2 separate regions of the Homo sapiens genome follow, and region 1 is linked to region 2. A link is a contact called in ENCODE Hi-C or POLR2A ChIA-PET data. All regions are on one chromosome and are shown on one strand. Each heading gives the region's core, a stretch centred on a gene start or an enhancer-like site at or near the end of the contact. The rest is flanking DNA. Distances are from core to core; before and after follow the strand shown. Region 1 overlaps ADAMTS17 (ADAM metallopeptidase with thrombospondin type 1 motif 17). Region 2 overlaps ADAMTS17 (ADAM metallopeptidase with thrombospondin type 1 motif 17).

Region 1 (4,675 bases), core at 1,239-3,738, 54 kb before region 2:
ATCCCTTTCCCAAACCAACCCAGCAAGACACTCCAGTCCTCTGCCCAGCTCAGCTGCGGCCCAACTTTGTAAGTTGTGGGGTTGACCTTGAATGACCCAGCTCTCTGAGATGTTCCAACTGCAGCTGTTGAAGCAGGCAGCAGGCCAGGTGCATCCTGCAACCCCATTTGTAGCGAGGAGGCTGTGCTGGCATCCTGCCCCTGGCGCCATGTGTGGAGGGACCCAGGACGAGCTGAGGAGACCAAGGAGCTTTACAGGGGCATCCCAGTGTGCTGGTGCGGCTGCTCTCTGGCTTTCCAATGTGGATGATCCCTGTATTGCTTCTCTTGGTTTATTTTGAATTGGCTCTTAATCCTTGGCTAGGATGTTGGGGAACATTTTGAGAATAGTTTGCAACTTAGGAAAGATGATAATAAGCACAGGTCCCATTTTCTTTCCAAGAGCTTTCTCCTGAATCAAGAGGCTCTGCCCCATCGGGCCACTGCAAGCATTTCCAGTAGCTGATGAAGTTCTAGGTGGTGTGTCATGTATACATTTGTAATGTCTGCTTAATTAATGTCCTTAATAGATGAGGACACCCCAGGACCCGCTTCAGGGTTGTTGGGTTTTTTTTTTTTTTTTTTTTTTTTTTACCTAAAACTGTTCTTCTTTAGGAAACAAGACTTTGTGCTATAATGATGACATATGAACCCGTTTATCGGTATGTCATGTACAAGACACAAGTTAGCTCTACATACATCGTCTCATTTAATACGCAAAACAAGCTGTGCAGAAGATGAGAGGGAATAAGGTTACAGGACACCTCTAAGCACCTGCAGCTGACAAGAGGCCAGGGCGGGAGCTGACCTCACTTCCAGAGCAGTTGACTCACAGAAAATAAGCAGCTATTGCCTGGCTGCCAACACTTGAAGAAGACAGACCGCATGACTTCATGGGTGTGGAGTGAGGGAGCTTGAAGAAGAACTCAGGAAACTGGGCCTGATTTTTAGACAGCCTCAAAAGTGTTTTGCAGAAGAATGAAGTTCTGATGCCAGGTCTTATGTTTCTTCCCTGTGATGGGAAGAGCCTTTGAAATCTGCATTTGGCCTTCTGCTGTCGCAAGTTCAGGTGTGCGTAGCTGTGTGAAGGTGGGCCCGGGCATCTCTGGAATAGCAGCCTCAGATCTGCAGCTTTTAGTCTAACAGCCTGACCCATCCTCTTTGAGCTGACTCGTAGAGCAACATGTGATGCTCTAAATTGTAGCAGATAACACCAGCCCACTCAGATGAGGACTCATTTGAAAGTATTGGGGAGCCCCATCATTGTCCTTTTTTAAAAAGAACACCACCTTTGGGGACCGTGTAATGTAGCTGCGCCATCAGCTCGCCAGCAGAATTCAAGAGAAACACGGCCTTTGCACCCTGAATTTTCCCTGCAGTTGAGGGAGAGGGGAGACCTGCCCTCCTAGAAGGAACGTGTGCGGCTGGAGCCGTGCAGTTGCACACCGGCCTTTGCCTCCCTCCGCCTGGCTGTGAGTCGGATGCAGGAGGTGGCAGGAGGCTTCCCGCTGTGTCAGGCACACGCAGACCCCTAATTGGAAGCGAGAGAGCTGCCATTTGGTTCTCATGAGAAGCAGCCTTGAATCCGAACCTTCAGCTTTCCCCGGCATGCCAGATAAAGATACTTTTAGACCTCTTTACTGCCCACTCCCACTTTGCAGGAGCAAGAAGAGGTCAGGTCTGGGACAGACTCACGCTCTTCAAATTTCAACTCAACTTTGTGCCCCAAGTTGTTCTTTCCTTGGTTGCCTGCTTCAGTTTTCAATGCTCCCGTCTTATTTATTCAGCACAGAAATCCCACTGAAATGTCTGTGTTTCCACAGATTTCTCCAAGTCCAGATTAAACTTCTGTTTTCCTTCTGACCGCTTTTGGATGGCTGGACTGTTTCGTTGCCTTATCACCACAGTGGTTGGGACTTGAGTCTGCCCAGATCCTCCACCCAGGAAGCCTTGCGGTGTGGCTCTCTGGGGGGCCACTTGGATTGGGAATGTGACCTTTCACCCACTTCCTTTCTGTTTCTCTCTGCCTAAGTCCTAAGTTATTGTCACTAGAGTGCCACCGCCTTTGATCTGAAAAGAGCAGCCCTGTTTGATGAGGACAGCTACCAGGCAGTAAGTATCTCGCGTTTGAAGGAGAGACCCCACGCTCGGGGCTTTGCACAGGTAGCTCGACACGTCCTGCTCTGGGGTAGAATCGCCCTGACTTCTTGCATCTGCAGTTTCATTTCTCTCAAATACCAACAGAAGCCAGCATTTTTAAAAGGAGCACTTCATCAAGGGTAAAAACAAAATAATAGATGGCCAATTTAGAAGGCAGGAGGGGAATACGGATTATAAGTGTTCCTCTGAAAACTCCATTTATAAGAGGCACAGTTCTAGCTGAGCCGTGATAGGAACGTTTCCTGTGGTTGGGCTCCGGGCTCTTCTGAAGCCCATTATGACTGCCCTATTCATAGCAGTGCTATCGCTGCGGAATTCTTTGGCGAGTGACGCACAGTTCAAAAGAAGGGAAGCTGTATTTTTGTTCTTTTTTTTCCTCTTCCTTTTTTTAAAAAAAAAAAAAAAAAGAAGAAAGAATTCTTGCAGAGGTAGATTTTCCAAGGGAGGATTCAGGACCACAAATCCATCCCACCTCCAAAAGAAGACAAAGATCCTCCTTAGAAAATATTTCTAAATGGAAAAGCCTTTAGACAGAAACCCATTGAGATGGCCCACTGCCAAACCCACCCCATTTCTGCTTTTCTCATGGAATCTCATTGAAGTGGAAACCTTCAAGAGTTCAGTCCTCCTTGCCCAGGCCAGCAGGCCATGGGCCCACTGAAGTGTCGGAGAGCTTGGCAAAGGCTGCGTCTGGACGTGGCTGTGCGTTCCCAGCGCCTCCTGCCTGGCACGGCAGAACCCCCCAGGTCTGAGCCTCCGTGGGGATGAGGGGCGTGATGGTTAGGACTCTCTGACGACAGCTCCGCCAAGCCAGCTGGGGCCGCTTAATGAAAAGGAGGGAAGCTGTTGCAAAGCTGAAGATGTCAGGACCTTAGCTCTGTGGTCTCCGAAGCTTGCATTTGGTAGTCACAACCCCGTGCACCCACTGCAGACTGGCTTTCTCAGAACTTGTCCGTGTGGAAGCTGGTAGGGTAGCCCACGGCACCTCTTATGTAAATCCACATCCTTTACCCAGATCCTTTTGGGCCACATACAGTTCAAGCTTCAGAGCATTTTATGTGTTCAAAAGGTAATGACAGTGCATCAACCAAATATTTGTATTGCTAGTGGGCTCCAGGAGAGCACCCCATAGTCAGTCACGTGGGTCTGTCCACCAGGTGACCTCATTAAGGGGGATACTGACACTACCTAGAGCTCACATCAGTCCAGGCTGGTTTTGCTGCCAAATGTGTTTGCCACAAATGGAAGAGAACACTTAGAGTTTTCAGAGCTTTTTGAATTTCTGAATTACATATAAGGGAGTGTAGCCTTCTTTGGGATCCGTCAACCACGAGCAGACATGACCTCTCTGCATCTGAATTTCAGTACCGAGTTCCCAGGAAAGAGACGAGGAATGGGCCAGCTATGGGCAGGTGCTCACTGCTGGTAAAATCCGCAGAGGCCTGTCCGCCGGGGACTGATGAGGGGGCCGGGTTGGGCAGCTTTGGGAACAGGAGTCTGAGTAGCCTCGTCAGCATGTGTCCCCCACAGAGGACCAGGGAGAACTTGGATGAGTGCTGTGATGAACTCAAAGCAATGTCCCCACCATACTAAGACCTTCTAACTGCTGGCCTAGAGAGAGAGCAGAGAGACTGCTGAGAGCCACGAGTGTCTTCTTCACTGCAGAGGAATGTTCCAAACCTCCAGCGGGCACATGTGACCACGTGGTTCCCAAGCTTCTGAGCCCATCTTCCCTGCCCTGCCTGTGACCACCTCCAGCCAAGCAGAAGTCCTGATGCCAGGCAGGCCAGCAAGAAGCCAGACCGGCCCCAGGCTTTGCAGCTTCAGTCAGAATTCCATCTCAGCACACACCAGCCATGCAGGTGGCACGTTCCAAGCTTCCTTCCTTCAAGTGTGTGGTTGTATAACTTTTAAGAAAATGTGATCTTCTGTGCTGTTGGGGATGTAAGAGTGTTGATGCTGGGTGCAAAGCTGAATCCCACCACCTCATGTTATTTACTGGGGTCTTGTTCCTGGAGATTAATCTCCCACCTAAGGCAACCTGGAGGGAAATAGAGAATTTTGAGGGATTCTGAGCCTCCTCCTCACATTTTAAAAACCTTATCCTTTGGGAGATCATGCCATATAGTTTGCTAGAGATGTGGGTGCCCTGAATTCCAAGCAGAGGCCTCAAAGGGGAGACGGACAAATGGAGAGTTCTGGCTGAGCAGGGAAGGGAAGCCCCACCTCTAGACTCTGTTCTGGAGCCTGAGTGTCCCCAGCTGTCCAAGCTGTGGAGGGCAGTGTCTGCAGGTGAGAGCTGCATGCAGGTGGAGCTGAGCGTTCCTTCGTGCAAGGCTCGTGGCCAGCATCCCTCCAGCTGAGGTTGGCCTTCCTGCTTTGCAGAGTCCGCATTTCTCTGCTCACCCTAAAGAGTCCAGATAAACAGCCTTCATCCCTTTGAAGTCTGGCCTTTCTAACTTGCCTCAAAACAGCCT
Region 2 (5,030 bases), core at 174-2,673:
CCTCCTCAGCTGTCCCAGCTGTCACTCTGCAAATAGAACAACACTTAAAAATGCATTCTAAAACAAGGCCTCTTGCTGCTTTTGGCAGCTTCAAAGTGACAGCCTCTTTTTACTAAATTCGCAAAGAGCCCACTCCCTCTCCTGCCCATCAAAGGACATTGGGTCAACCTCACCAGCATTTGCATTGGAAGCCCCACCAGCTGGTATCATGCCAAAAAGTTACCCTTCCCCTTCCCAACCCATGCATTTGAATGTACTGGAGGCCCTCCGTGGGATGCTGATGTTACCTTTCATCCTAATTCAAAATTCGCAGTCTGGGTATTCCAAGAGGTACTCAGTTTGGAGGTCGAAGTAGTGGTTCTTCCATCAAGCCCAGAAGGTGTCCCTGCGAGTAAGTCCCTTGGCTTCCGACCCCGGCTTCTGAGATTTCCCAGCATGGCTGCTCCGCCTGGCTCAGCCCTGAGTGTCTGGCGATAGGAGTGTCTTCCTAATCTCCACTTTTGCATGGTAATTTTAGAATGACAGAGGATGTTAGAATCCTTTGGATCACTCCTCAACTTCCCATTCCTGTGGCACAAATGGACCTTTCACTCACATTCACTTTAAGGCCAACAGGTGCTAACTAGCAGGTGCCACCCAGGAGAACCAGCTCTTGTGATCGTCCCTCAGCTCCTGAAGCCTGAGGGCCATGTATACAAAAAAAGAACAATAGCATCCGCGATAGTGGCTCCCAGTCACGGAGCTCGGCTGTGCCTTGGAGAGCCGATCCCTAATCTCCCTAAATGGGCTGCAAGGTCTTGCTCTGCTTCCTTCTTAGAGGGGCAAGCTGAAGCTTCAGGGGGCTTGGTGTCTCATCCAGGGTCTCCACCTCCTCTGATTTCGCTGCCGTTCATGGAGCCTCTCAGAATTACTCTGTCCAATCATGGCCAGAGACTGCCGGATGGAGACTTTTCATTGGAGAACACAAGTTAAACCTGCCTGTTGTTGCCACTACGTTGTATGCACTTCGGAACAAACCTGCATCCCACGGAGATTGGTTTAACGTCTTGGGGTGACTGCTCAGCTCTCCAGAAGCAGTGGGCCTCCGTGGGAGGTTGGAGCCGGCTTCCTGCCTTATCTTACCCAGAAGGCATAATCCCAGGACTCCAGGGCCTGGCTGATGGATTCGGGCAAGCCTGAAGGTGGTCCACACTCATTATGTTTCTAAAGTTAGTTCAAAAAGGCCTTGTCTCCACTCGGGGCTGGGTGCTTTGGAAGTCAACCCAGTGTAACTTTGAATTACTTTGAATTACTCTCACATTTGCTGGGAGCAATTCCTGAAGAATTTCACCCCACCTACCTTCAGCCCACGCTGGCTGGCTTTCTGCTCAAAACCACCTGGAACAGGAAATGCCTGGGCAGTTTGTATCCATAGCTAAGAACAGAGCTGGCAGAACTCCGAGTGGAAATAAAAGGAGCTGACTTGCTGCCAGGTTTAGAAGTAGGTTGACTGTGGGTCAGGTCTTCCAGTGAAGCTAGGACGGAGAGAGACTAAAAGAACCCCACTCGGGCTTCTGTGCAGCTCCATGCCAGAGAGGGGCATGTGGACAGGGTCAGAGCTCGCATCTGCCTCCAGCCAGCTCTGAAAAGGAGCAGTGCCCTTCCCTCAGGAATGCCCCCACCTCGCTCCCTGGAATGGCTCATGGTCTTTCCCACAGTGCCTGGAAGACCAGGATGGTGTGTAAGTGTCCACAGAGAGGAAGAAGGGCCAGAGACCGAAATGGACGTTCTGCATGTAACCTCACACTCCAGCTCATTGCAAAGGTTTTGTTCTGCCCTGGTGGCAAAGGAAAGTGTACCCACCCGTGTGGTGCCCCACAGAAGTCTAACTGTTGAGAGCTTCTGAGCAAAACCCACAAAAGTGAGCATAGTTATGTTTTGGGTAGTGATTTAAGACTTCCAATCTCTGGCCCAGGCGAAATGAGCAAGGGAAAATCTCCCCAGCAAACCAGAGCTTCAGAATTCACAGATAAAATCAAATCACTGGGGGAGTCCCCTGTTCTTCACTCTGTTAATTGCCCATAAAATCAAAGCATTCGTAATCATTTTAATTGCCCCATGGAGTGCTTTCTGGGTCCAACAATATCCTGATTTCAAGTGCACACTAATTAATCTCAAAATACTTAGAGACAAAGGGGGCTTGGAGATACTCACTGATGCCCAAGGTTTGAGGGGACAGGAACTTGTAGAGCCCAAAATGTATTTAATTTGGAAGGTTGTCTTTCAGGAAAAAAAATACATTATGCATAGGGCTGTGGAAAGGACTCCTCCAGAGGTGCCTGGAGCTGCAGCCTCATGGGCCTCATAGGCCTTTGCAGACCCCACTCTGCAGCTAACGCAAGGCAGGAGAGCAACCCAAGCTGCCACAGAAGGGGCCAGGAGGTGACCTGCATTGTCTCTCTGGATTTGACATGGCCCCATGAAGTCATTGTTCTTGGGACTCCACAATGAACCTATTTATTCACTGTTAAAAATGATCTTGACGTCCCAAAGGAATCTCTGAGGCTGACATCTCTTTTGAGGGATGTCAGGCGCGAACTTCTGATTTTAGCAGGAAGTTATGATTTTTCAGATGGACCACGGCAAATTGCAAATTTGGAATCTTGCTAAGTGACACCAAAGTGAAAAGGTTGGAAGTAACCCCTATGCCTCCTGGCTCTGCTGACCTCCTGCTAATAACTCTGCCTGTGTTTTCCTCTCCCCGGGAGATACACAAATGCGTGGCTAGGAGCACGCTGTCCCGAGGAGAGGCGTGCAGGCTCTGAGCTGGAAAGCTGCATTTGCAGTGCGCCAGAACTTGCAGCCACTGCGGCGATGGCCACAGGCAGTGCGTGGGCATGCCAAGTGTATTCTTTCTGGGGCTGTGAGAGCTGACCCCAAACCCACGCCTGGCCTCAAACAAGTTGTGATTGTGCAGGAGTTCTCCAACTCATCGGCTCCAGACCAGGACCTCCAAAGCAAAGACAAGCATCTTCAGAATTCGTTGGAGTGCCCCCACAGCTGTGTGTGGCTTGTGAGAGCCAATTAGAGGCATCTCTTCCCCACTCCTTGTTCACTGATGCCAGGTGGATAGCAAAATCTGTCATGGTGAGGGTATTTACACTTTGGGAAGCAAATACGCCATGACTCTAGGCTATTTTCCCCAGAGAACCGGCTGCCGCTAGCACTCTGTTGTCCAGTATGTTCCTTCCCATCAGCAGTTGAGCTTGCCTGGGTTTGTCCGTCAGCCGCAGCCTCTTTCGCTTTCCTATCCCACAATTCCTTGACCATACCCAGTGACTCCTCCGTGGCCTCCAGTAGCCCTCTTCCTGACACCTCTCCCACCCATTCCGCTACAGACAAGCAAGACCCCGCTCCGGTGATCAGAGGATGGCAGGCTCCAGGGCCCTAGTGGCTCTATCTCCACCTCGTGCTGTAGTTGCTGCTGCTGCTGCCGCCCAGTGTCGGGCCTCCGATGGCAGAAGCAGGGCTTCCCCAGGCCAGCCGCCACCTCTGTGCAGCGTTTCTGAGGATGGTCTTATAACCGTCTCCAGGTGTGCCCTCCTGCCCTTTTTTGGGCCTTTTCACTCTTGACTTCCCAGATGTTTTACTTTTGGCATGGAAGTGGGGTAGTTTGTAGGTTGTCATTCAGAGTCACTTTAAAACATCTTTAAAAAAAGGGCCCGAGGAATACATAAACAAGGCCAGTGGAGAAAGAGTCACCTCCTCAGGAGTGTTAGAGCTGGGATAGGAGGGTTAGAGCCGGGATAGGGGTGTTAGAGCCGGGATAGGGGTGTTAGAGCCGGGATAGGGGTGTTAGAGCCGGGATAGGAGGGTTAGAGCCGGGATAGGGGTGTCAGAGCCGGGATAGGAGGGTCAGAGCTGGGATAGGAGTGTTGGAGCCGGAATAGGGGTGTTGGAGCTGGGATAGGGGTGTTAGAGCCGGGATAGGAGGGTTAGAGCTGGGATAGAGGTGTTAGTGCTGGGATATGGGCAGAGGCCCTGGAGGGAGTTTGAGGCAGGGGTGGAGTGTGCCAGGCCTTCTGCCTCTCAGGGGTACTCAGCTGGGTGGTAAACATCTGGGGCCTATTTATAGGAAGCTGTAATAGTAATTTTCTTTCCTCGCCTGTTCTGCCCTCATCGTGATTAGCTTTTTTTTAACCCAACCTCCAAAAAGCATGTGTGAATGCCAAACCCAGCTCTCAGTTGCTGAGCACCAGCTTCAGGCACTGCTGGATCCAGGGGCTTAAAATGATGTCACAGGAGAAACGGTTTCTCTCCGCACTGGCACTCCTGCCTGTCCTCTCTGTGGACATCTTCCTGTGGGCTGGTAGATCCAGGCTCACATCCAGTCTCTGGGAAACCCTGTGGGAAGAAAGCTGCCTTTTCCTAAGGTGAACAAAAGTCCCCCTGTTTGGGGTTGGGTGATGGGCCTGTGCCTGGAACTGTGGGGTTCAATCCCACGTGACGGGAGGGAAAACATGTTCCCAGGAGAAACCCTGGGTACCATTGCTTAAAGGGAGAAACAGATGCCGTGTCATGGGCACAGTGGGTGTTCACAGAAGCAACAAACCAGGGACGAGCCTGGGGCCCCAGCTCAGGGCAGCCCGTGTTGGAGTCTGTCACTGGCAGGGTGTGGATATGGGACTCAGCCGGTCCGTGCTGGTGGCCCAGCAAGGAGGAGAGCAGCTGCCTGGCTTCCCTCTGGTCTTTGTGAGAGAAATGGGTTCTACGGAGCAGGCCCTGGTGTGGCTGTGGTCAGCACACAGCTTCAAAGAAATCATTTGCTCATCTCTGTCTCCTTTGTACAGGGCACCTCAGCATGCCTGGGTGTCCTCTATCCTCACAGTGAGCCCCTTCCTTCTTCCCACCCTCTGAGGCCACTCTCCCTCTCTTGCCTCCTTTTCCCAGCCAAACCTCTGAAAAGTGGAAAAAACTTTACCTTCCACTTGCTTCTCCATATGGGGTGCTGTGCCTTCCTCCCTCCATCACCCCGCCCAGAACTGATCTTA

What was found. A loop is a pair of places that touch in the nucleus more often than their neighbours do. ChIA-PET counts read pairs that join two places held with the same protein, here RNA polymerase II (POLR2A). Pooled maps may share reads with other maps.
Region 1: a loop to region 2 is called in a map of Right ventricle myocardium inferior, with 3 times the contacts of the local background. The contact joins two enhancer-like sites. A Hi-C loop is called at or near these places in 6 of 168 maps with a recorded cell type or tissue (CD4-positive, alpha-beta T cell, Right ventricle myocardium inferior, aorta and 2 more) and 3 of 50 pooled maps. POLR2A ChIA-PET finds 5 or more read pairs at or near these places in 4 of 52 experiments (AG04450, MCF 10A, PC-9 and 1 more).

The regions. Positions count from the first base shown.
Region 1 is chr15:100,112,089-100,116,763 of GRCh38, reverse strand. All of the region lies in intron 13 of ADAMTS17 (ADAM metallopeptidase with thrombospondin type 1 motif 17), which reads left to right. Among named protein-coding and RNA genes, the nearest start is that of ADAMTS17, 230 kb to the left of the region's middle. RefSeq lists an enhancer at 4,604-4,675. Within about 2 kb of position 2,488, at least 18 of the 41 ENCODE cell types and tissues checked have a DNase peak (open chromatin) inside an H3K27ac peak, as active enhancers do.
Region 2 is chr15:100,057,109-100,062,138 of GRCh38, reverse strand. The region is part of intron 15 of ADAMTS17 (ADAM metallopeptidase with thrombospondin type 1 motif 17); the gene reads left to right. Among named protein-coding and RNA genes, the nearest start is that of ADAMTS17, 280 kb to the left of the region's middle. Within about 2 kb of position 1,423, at least 2 of the 41 ENCODE cell types and tissues checked have a DNase peak (open chromatin) inside an H3K27ac peak, as active enhancers do.